2 separate regions of the Homo sapiens genome follow, and region 1 is linked to region 2. Evidence: chromatin contacts called from ENCODE Hi-C or POLR2A ChIA-PET data. All regions are on one chromosome and are shown on one strand. The core of a region is the stretch at or near the end of the contact, and the rest is flanking DNA. Distances in the headings are between cores, read along the strand shown. Region 1 has its middle 37 kb from the start of CDC25A. Region 2 has its middle 76 kb from the start of CDC25A.

The links. Hi-C counts contacts between places; a loop is a spot of excess contacts on that map. ChIA-PET counts read pairs that join two places held with the same protein, here RNA polymerase II (POLR2A). Pooled maps may share reads with other maps.
Region 1: a loop to region 2 is called in a pooled map, with 6 times the contacts of the local background. The contact joins two enhancer-like sites. A Hi-C loop is called at or near these places in 6 of 37 single-sample maps with no recorded cell type and 8 of 50 pooled maps. POLR2A ChIA-PET finds 5 or more read pairs at or near these places in 8 of 52 experiments (A673, HEK293, K562 and 5 more).

Annotation. Positions count from the first base shown.
Region 1 is chr3:48,148,961-48,152,895 of GRCh38, reverse strand. No RefSeq gene overlaps it. Among named protein-coding and RNA genes, the nearest start is that of CDC25A, 37 kb to the left of the region's middle. Within about 2 kb of position 1,320, at least 21 of the 41 ENCODE cell types and tissues checked have a DNase peak (open chromatin) inside an H3K27ac peak, as active enhancers do.
Region 2 is chr3:48,110,120-48,114,381 of GRCh38, reverse strand. No RefSeq gene overlaps it. Among named protein-coding and RNA genes, the nearest start is that of CDC25A, 76 kb to the left of the region's middle. RefSeq lists enhancers at 1-487, 488-989. Within about 2 kb of position 1,746, at least 4 of the 41 ENCODE cell types and tissues checked have a DNase peak (open chromatin) inside an H3K27ac peak, as active enhancers do.

The sequences.
Region 1 (3,935 bases), core at 71-2,570, 39 kb before region 2:
GTCAAAGGGAAGAAAGCAAATGCAGCAAAATTTGAAAACGTTAAAATGTATGACTCTTGGCAAAGGGCATAAGGGAATTCTTTGTACTATTCTTGCAACTTTTCTGTAAGCTTTAAATTATTTCAAAAGAAAACATTTTAAAAGGGGGCTGGGCCGGGTGCAGTGGCTCATGCCTGTAATCCCAGCACTTTGGGAGGCCAGCGTGGGTGGATCACTTGAGGCCACGAGTTTGAGACCAGCCTGGGCAACATAGAAAGACGTCTTCTCTATAAAAATAAAAATTGAAATAAGTAAATTAAATAAAAAAGAGGGGCTGTCATGCTGAGCTCCTATGTGGACGGGGGGATCTGGGCAGTGACTGTCCCGATGCCTGAGTGGTCAAGTGTTGAATGTGAGGAGTGCTCCAGAGAAATATCCAGGCTGGTGACAGCAAGTTGTCACACGTATCCAAGTGGCAGTTCTACCAATGTAGAAGACAGGGAAGCAGAGAGAGAGGTTAGAGGCAGGATGCCAGGAAGCCAGGCAGGGAGGGGTAGGGAGCAGCCACAAGGAGGTCTCAGTGATAGGGTTAAGCTCGGCTGCCTGTGGTGGGACATATGTCACTGGTGACCTTGGGACACAAAGCCTGCCCACGCTAGGGTAGGGTAGGGGAAGGACAGGGAGGCGAGGCAGAAACAGCAGCAGGGGAAGACTGGGTGGCATTGGGCATGGCATTGGGCGTGCTCAGCCTCTGTGTGACTGTGACCTGGCAGCTGGGATGGGGGTGGATTACCTAGATGATTCTAAGACCTTAAGATCTTGGTCATTCTGATTTCTAAGCAATGACTCCTGGAAGTTGTGCAAAGCCCAGTCCAGAGTTCCTGCTTGCACGCTCCCAGAACAGAGGAGGCAGAGTCCCTTCCAGTGCTGGCCAGAGCAGGACAGCTCTTCCGCAGGCAAAGTCAAATCCGCACCTCCATACTGTGGCTACTTTGTATATGTTGATTCATTTTCCATTTATGTTTTCTGTTTAGTTTTTCAATATGGATGTCTTTCTTCAATATGAAGTATTTCAGACATACCCACTGTCTGGGAGTACCCACCGTCAAGGGTAAATAAAAACTTCCACCGATAGGCTTTCTTTGCCCTCTTGTTTCACTCTGCTGCCAGGCTGCCACGGGGCTTGGGGCTGTGACCACTGCAATGGCCATAGGAAGACATCAGGTGGCAGTGGTGCCCCAGGTTTGTCTCCTCAGGTATCTCGGCCTTCTAGCTCCTCTCCTCCAGAGCCAGTCAGTAACTGGGAGGAGCTGGGGGCTCTCCAGGAGCTTCCCACCCCTTCCCCTGCCCTGGCTTCCAGCTGCATTTAATGGCACTTTGCCTGCTCTGAGTACAGGAAAAGCTGTGGCTGTTCCTTGTCCAAGCCGCAGTTCCCAATGGCCTAGTTCAAGCATGTGTTTCATGCACCACAGTGCAAGGGCTCCCAAAGGGGAAAAAAGGGAAGAGGGCTGGTTTGGATTATTAGCATTTTGTATTTTTAATAAATGCATCAATGTGGTCATCATGGAAAAATGTCCGATCTTTGTGGGGTTTATTTACACTTCCTTCCTAGTTTACTTTGGGTGACGCAGGGTGGATCATAGGCCTTAACCTTCTAAAGCACAGCCTCTTTCCCCTGGCGGCTTCCTAGACTCTGATGAAGAAATAAGGCCTACTTTCTGATTCCGGTCTGCCCCTGACCAGTGGTGTGACACTGAGCAGAACACTTCACTTCTCTGGACCAGAGGTCTCAAGTATAAAGGATGAGCTTGGGCAACCTCCCCATCCTCCCCCAAGGACTCCTCACTATTCCTGTTCTTTGGGACCTCCTTACCTTTGCTGACACCTGCAGGGAATGCCTTTCTTTTTCCACAGAACTCTTTTTTCTTTTTTGGAGACAGAGTCTCACTCTTGTTGCCCAGGCTGGAGTGCAGTAGCAGGATCTCGGCTCACCACAACCTCCGCCTCCCAGGTTCAAGCGATGCTCCTGCCTCAGCCTCCTGAGTAGCTGGGATTATAGGCACCTGCCACCACTCCTGGCTAATTTTTGTATTTTTCGTAGAGACAGGGGTTTCACCATGTTGTCCAGGCTGGTCTCAAACTCCTGACCTCAGGTGATCCGCCTGCCTCAGCCTCCCAAAGTGCTGGGATTACAGGCATGAGCCACTGCTCCCAGCCTTCCACAGACTTATTCTTTTTAGGAGGGTTGGGGATGGGGAATAGGGTTTCGCTCTGAGTAGCTGGGACTATAGATGCACACCATCACACCCAGCTAATGTTTTTTTAAAATTTTTTTTGTAGAGACAAAGATCTCCCTATGTTGCCCAGACAGGTCTCAATCTCCTGGCCTCAAGTGATCCTCCCACCTCAGCCTCCCAAAGTGCCGAGATTATAGGAATGAGCCAATGCATCTGCCCTCTGATTCATTCTTGTAAACATAAATAATATAATTGTCCGGCTGGGTGCAGTGGCTCACACCTGTAATCCCGGCACTTTGGGAGGCCTAGGTGAATGGATCGCTTGAGCTCAGGAGTTCAAGACCAGCCTAGGCAACATGGCGAAAACCTGTCTCTACAAAAAAATACAAAAAATTAGCCAGGTGTGGTGGTGTGTGCCTGTAGTCCCAGTTACTCCAGAGGCTGAGGTGAGAGGATTGCTTGAGTCTGGGAGGTGGAGGTGGCAGAGAGCCGAGATTGTGCCACTGTACTACAACCTGGGTGACAGAGTGAGACCCAGTCTCGAAAATAAAAATAAAAATAAAAATAAATAAATAGGCCGGGTGCGGTGGCTCATGCCTATAATCCCAGCACTTGGGAGACCTGAGGTCAGGAGTTCGACACCAGCCTGGCCAACATAGCGAAACCCTGTCACCACTAAAAATACAAAAATTTAGCAGGGCATGCTGGCAGGTGCCTATAATCCCAGCTACTTGGGAGGCTGAGAAGGAGAATCACTTGACCCAGGAGGCGGAGGTTGCAGTGAGCGGAGTTCGCACCACGGCACTCCAGCCTAGGCAACAGAGCAAGACTCCATCTCAAAAATAAAAATAAAAATAGACCGGACGTGGTGGCTCATGCCTGTAATCCTAGCACTTTAGGAGGCCGAGGTGGGCGGATCGCCTGAGGTCAGGAGTTCGAGACCAGCCTCGCCAACATGGCAAAACCCTGTCTCCACTAAAAATACAAAAATTTAGCCAGGCGTGATGGCAGGCGCCTGTAATCCCAGCTACTCGGGAGGCTGAGGTAGGAGAATTGCTTGAACCTGGGAGGGGCAGGTTGCAGTGAGCTGAGATTGCGCCATTGCACTCCAGCCTGGGCGACAAGAGCAACACTTTGTCTCAAAAAACAAAACAAAACAAAAAAAGCCTGGCCAACACAACGAAACCCTTTCTCTACTAAAAATACAAAAACTAGCCAGGCGTGGTGGCAGGGGCCTGTAATCCCAGCTACTTGGAAGGCTGAGGCAGGAGAATCACTTGAACCTGGGAAGCAGAGGTTGCAGTGAGCTGAGATCGCGCCACTGCACTCCAGCTTGGGCGACAGAGTGAGATTCCGTATGGAAAAAAGGAATGTAAAACTCGATGGGATAAACTACAGTTTAGAATTAGATCCAACTGGGCCAGGCACGGTGGCTCACACCTGTAATCCTAGCACTTTGGGAGGCCGAGACGGGCGGATCACCTGAGGTCGGGAGTTTGAGACCAACCTGACCAACATGGAGAATCCCTGTCTCTACTAAAAATACAAAAATTAGCCGGGTTTGGTGGCACGTGCCTGTAATCCCAGCTACTCAGGAGGCTGAGGCAGGAGAATTGCTTGAACCTGGGAGGCAGAGGTTGTGGTGAGCCAAGATCACACCACTGCACTCCAGCCTGGGCAACAGGAGTGAAACTCCATCTCAAAAAAAAAAAAAAAAAA
Region 2 (4,262 bases), core at 497-2,996:
CCTGACCTCGTGATCCGCCCACCTCGGCCTCCCAAAGTGCTGGGATTACAGGCGTGAGCCACCGCGTCCGGCCTACAGACTGGTTTTATACATTTTAGGGAGACAGAAGACATCAATCAATACATGTAAGATGTACATTGGTTTGGTCTGGAAAGGCAGGACATCTTCAAGTGGCGGGTGTTTCCAAGTCTAGGTCATAAATGGACTTCAAAGAGTCTCTGATTTGCCATTGGTTAAAAGAGTTTGAGAGTTTATCTAAAGACCAGAAATCAATAGAAGGGAGTCTCCATGTTAAGCTAAGGAGTTGTGGGGCTGGGTGTGGTGGCTCACGCCTGTAATCCCGGCACTTTGGGAGGCCGAAGTGGGTGGATCACGAGGTCAGGAGTTCAAGACCAGCCTAGCCAACATGGTGAAACCCTGTCTTTACTAAAAATACAAAAAATTAGCTGGGCATGGTGGCACGTGCCTGTAGCCCCAGCTACTCAGGAGGCTGAGGCACGAGAATAGCTTGAATTTGGGAGGAAGGGGTTCCAGTGAGCTGAGATCGCGCCACTGCACTCCAGCCTGGGCAACAGAGCGAGGCTCTGTCTAAAAAAAAAAAAAAACAAAAAACACACACAGAGGGAACTTCATCATCATGTTACATAAAACTGGCCTGTTTTGGAATTTGGCTATTATCTCTCATTCTTCTGATTTCTCAGAAGGTCAGGTAAACAGCTTGGTTTCTTAACATATAATTTTAGCATGAGTAATTCTATTTTAGTTTTTTCCTTTTTTTTTTTTTTGAGACAGAGTCTCACTTTTGTTGCCCAGGATGGAGTGCAGTGGCGCAGTGTCGGCTCACTGCAACCTCCACCTCCCGGGTTCAAGCAATTCTCCTGTCTCAGCTTCCCGAGTAGCTGGGACTACAGGTGTCCGCCACCATGCCCGGCTAACCTCAGGTGATCCGCCAGCCTCAGCCTCCCAAAGTGATGGGATTACAGACGTTAGCCACCTTGCCCGGCCCATTTTAGTTTTTAGTCTGGTCTTTTGGGGCCTAGTGCAGGAGCTTTGTCCGAAACAATGGCTAACGTAGTGTTTTTATTAGCATCTGAAAGACTCGTGAGGGGAATCTGAGACAGTACATTTGATAAGGCTTCCCGAATTGTCTTTCCCTTTTGCAGCAATATAGTTATTTTAGGGGGCTGGGGTTCCCATTAAAGGGTTCTTGGCAATATTAAGTGAGTGAATATGTCATTTATCCTAAAGCCAGTCCCATATGGCTTGCATATGAAGTATATCAGCTGCTTCATCTGAGTGTTCTATTTGGCATTTGTAGGTGGAGCCAGGCAGTCCCCCTTTGCAGGGTAAACAGACCTTACCATGGCTTTTATCCAGTCCATCAGGCTGGCTGTTCCCTTGGGAATAACCTCCTATGTGTCTGTGTGTCGTAGAGCTATCTGTGATTGTTCCATAGTGAGCTGTGGGTCCTGTATCAACCCAAACATGCTCTTTCACTCTGCAGCACTTCAAACCAAAGATACTGCTCCTAAATTTGTTGCTCTCAAAATCCATTTTAGTAAAGCCTCCTCAGGAGCCTGATGATACCAATCTGCAAAATGAAACGCTTCCTTCATACTATCCCTCTAGTTTTCACAGTATCTTGGTTTTGCTGCTTCCCCGCATTGACTGCCTTTTTGGTAACCACAGGTCTTAGAGGTACTTTCTGTTGTCTCTCTATAATTTTTCCCTTCTGGGGGAGGCTTTGTGGCTTGTGGCCAAAGCTCAGACTAACTGAAAGCTAAACTTAGTCTAGCATCAAGATTGACCCAGAACTCCCTTTTACTTTCATTTTTAGCTATTATATATAACAGTAAACAAGGAATTGAAATTTTGTGTTTTTTTCTTATTAGTTTGCATTTCTTTTTTGTTGTTTTGAGACATGGTCTCATTCTGTCACCCAGGCTGGAGTGCAGTGGTGCAATCTAGGCTCACTTCAATCTCCACCTCCCAGGCTTAAGTGATCCTCCCACCTTAGCCTCCCAAGTAGCTGGGACTACAGGCCCGCACCACCATGCCCAGCTAATTTTTGTATTTTTGTTGTTGTTGTTGTCATTGTTTTGAGACAGAGTTTTGCTCTTGTTGCCCAGGCTGGAGTGCAATGGTGCAATCTCGGCTCACCGCAACCTCCACCTCCTGGGTTCAAGCGATTCTCCTGCCTCAGCCTCCTGAGTACCTGGGATTACAGGCGCATGCCACTACGCCTGGCTAACTTTGTATTTTTAGTAGGGTTGGGGTTTCTCCATGTTGGTCAGGCTAGTCTCAAACTCCTGGCCTCAGGTGATCTGCCTGCTGAAGCCTCCCAAAGTGCTGGGATTACAGGCATGAGCCATCGTGCCCGACCTAATTTTTGTATTTTTATTAGAGACAGGGTTTCACCATGTCACCCAGGCTGGTGTTGAGGAAATCCTGACCTCAAGTGATTCTCCCGCCTCGGCCTCCCAAAGTGCTGGGATTACAGGCGTGAGTCACTGCACCCAGCCTAGTTTGCATTTCTTTATCCATTTGGTAAACCTACTCCCTGGGAGTTGGATCCATCTCTAAATTTTATTGGTAACTTTTACCTTTTGTAACTGATTGTAGCACAGCTGATACTTCGTACCATGGGGGACCACACGGCCACCCAGGAATCAAAAGTTCCTCACCTCCCACCCTTTATCCTTTTTCTTCCCAAACTACATGTTTCCATGAGCAGGGCTGGTGTAGTAAATCCCACTTCTGACACCAAACATGACATTATAGGTGGAGGAACAAAAAAAAACAACCAAGTGATTTTTCCTATTCTCTTACTCAGCAGTCAACAATACTTCTGTGACCAGTGTACGGGAGTTTTTCCCCCCACACCAAGCAAGTAGTCCTTCAGCTGTGGACACCAGCTATATGTCCTCCAATTCAGTTTAATTCTGGCACTATCTACCCAGAGATAGAGTCAGATCCCATATGTTGAAGGTTTAGTATCCTGAATAGCTGGGATTATAGGCATGCACCACCACGCCTGGCTATTTTTCATATTTTCAGTAGAGATGGGGTTTCACCATGTTGACCAGGCTGGTCTCGAACTCCTGACCTCAGGTGATCTACCCTCCTTGGCCTCCCAAAGTGTTGGGATTACAGGCGTGAGCCACTGCACCCAGCCTAATTTTTTTTGTATTTATTTTTTTTGTAGAGAGATGGTCTCGTCATGTTGCCCAGGCTGGTCTTGAATGTCTGGGCTCTAGTGATCTGCCCATCTCTGCCTCTCAAAGCGCTAGGATTACAGGTGTGAGCCACTGTGCCTGGCCTCATTTGGATTTTTAATGGAGACTTCATTACATAGGCATGGTTGATTAAATAATTAACCATTGGTGATCGACTTAACTGTCAGCCTCTCTCCTCTCCCAGGAGGTTGGGGAGTGGTGCTGAAAAGTTACAACCCTCTAATCTGCCTTGGTCTTCGCTGTTACTAGCCCCCATCCTGAAGCTACCTAGGGGCTGCCAGCCACCAGGCAACTTAATAGTGTACAAAAGATACCACTCTGAATTCCAATAATTTTAGGAGTTGTATGCCAGAAAAGTGGGATAAAGACCAAATACAGTTTTACTTAGCTTAACAAGAGGGATGTGTTCTAAGAAATGCATCACTAAGTGATTTCATCATTGTGCGAACACCATAGAGTGTACTTACACATACCTAGATGATACAGCCTACTAAATACCTAGAATACCCAGGGTACAGGATGTAGCCTGTTGCTCCTACACCACAAACCTGTACAGCGTGTTACTGCACTGAATACTATAGGCAATTGTAACACCTGGTAAATATTTATGTATCTAAACATATCTAAACATAGAAAAGGTACAGTAAAAATATAGTATTATAATCTTTTTTTTTTTTTGAGACTGAGTCTCGCTCTATTCCAGGCTGGAGTGCAGTGGCACAATCTCAGCTCACTGCAACCTCCACCTCCTGGGTTCAAGTAATTCTCGTGCCTCAGTTTTCCAAGTAGCTGGGATTATAGGCAGCTGCAGTCATGCCCAGCTAATTTTTGTATTTTTAGTAGAGACAGGGTTTCACCATCTTGGCCAGACTGGTCTCGAACTCCTGACCTCAAGCGATTCACCTGCCTTGGCCTCCCAAAGTGCTGGGATTATAGGCTTAAGCCACCGTGCCTGGCCAAAAATGCAGTATTATAATCTTATAGGGTAGGGCTAAGTGGCTCACACCTTGTAATCCCAGCACTTTA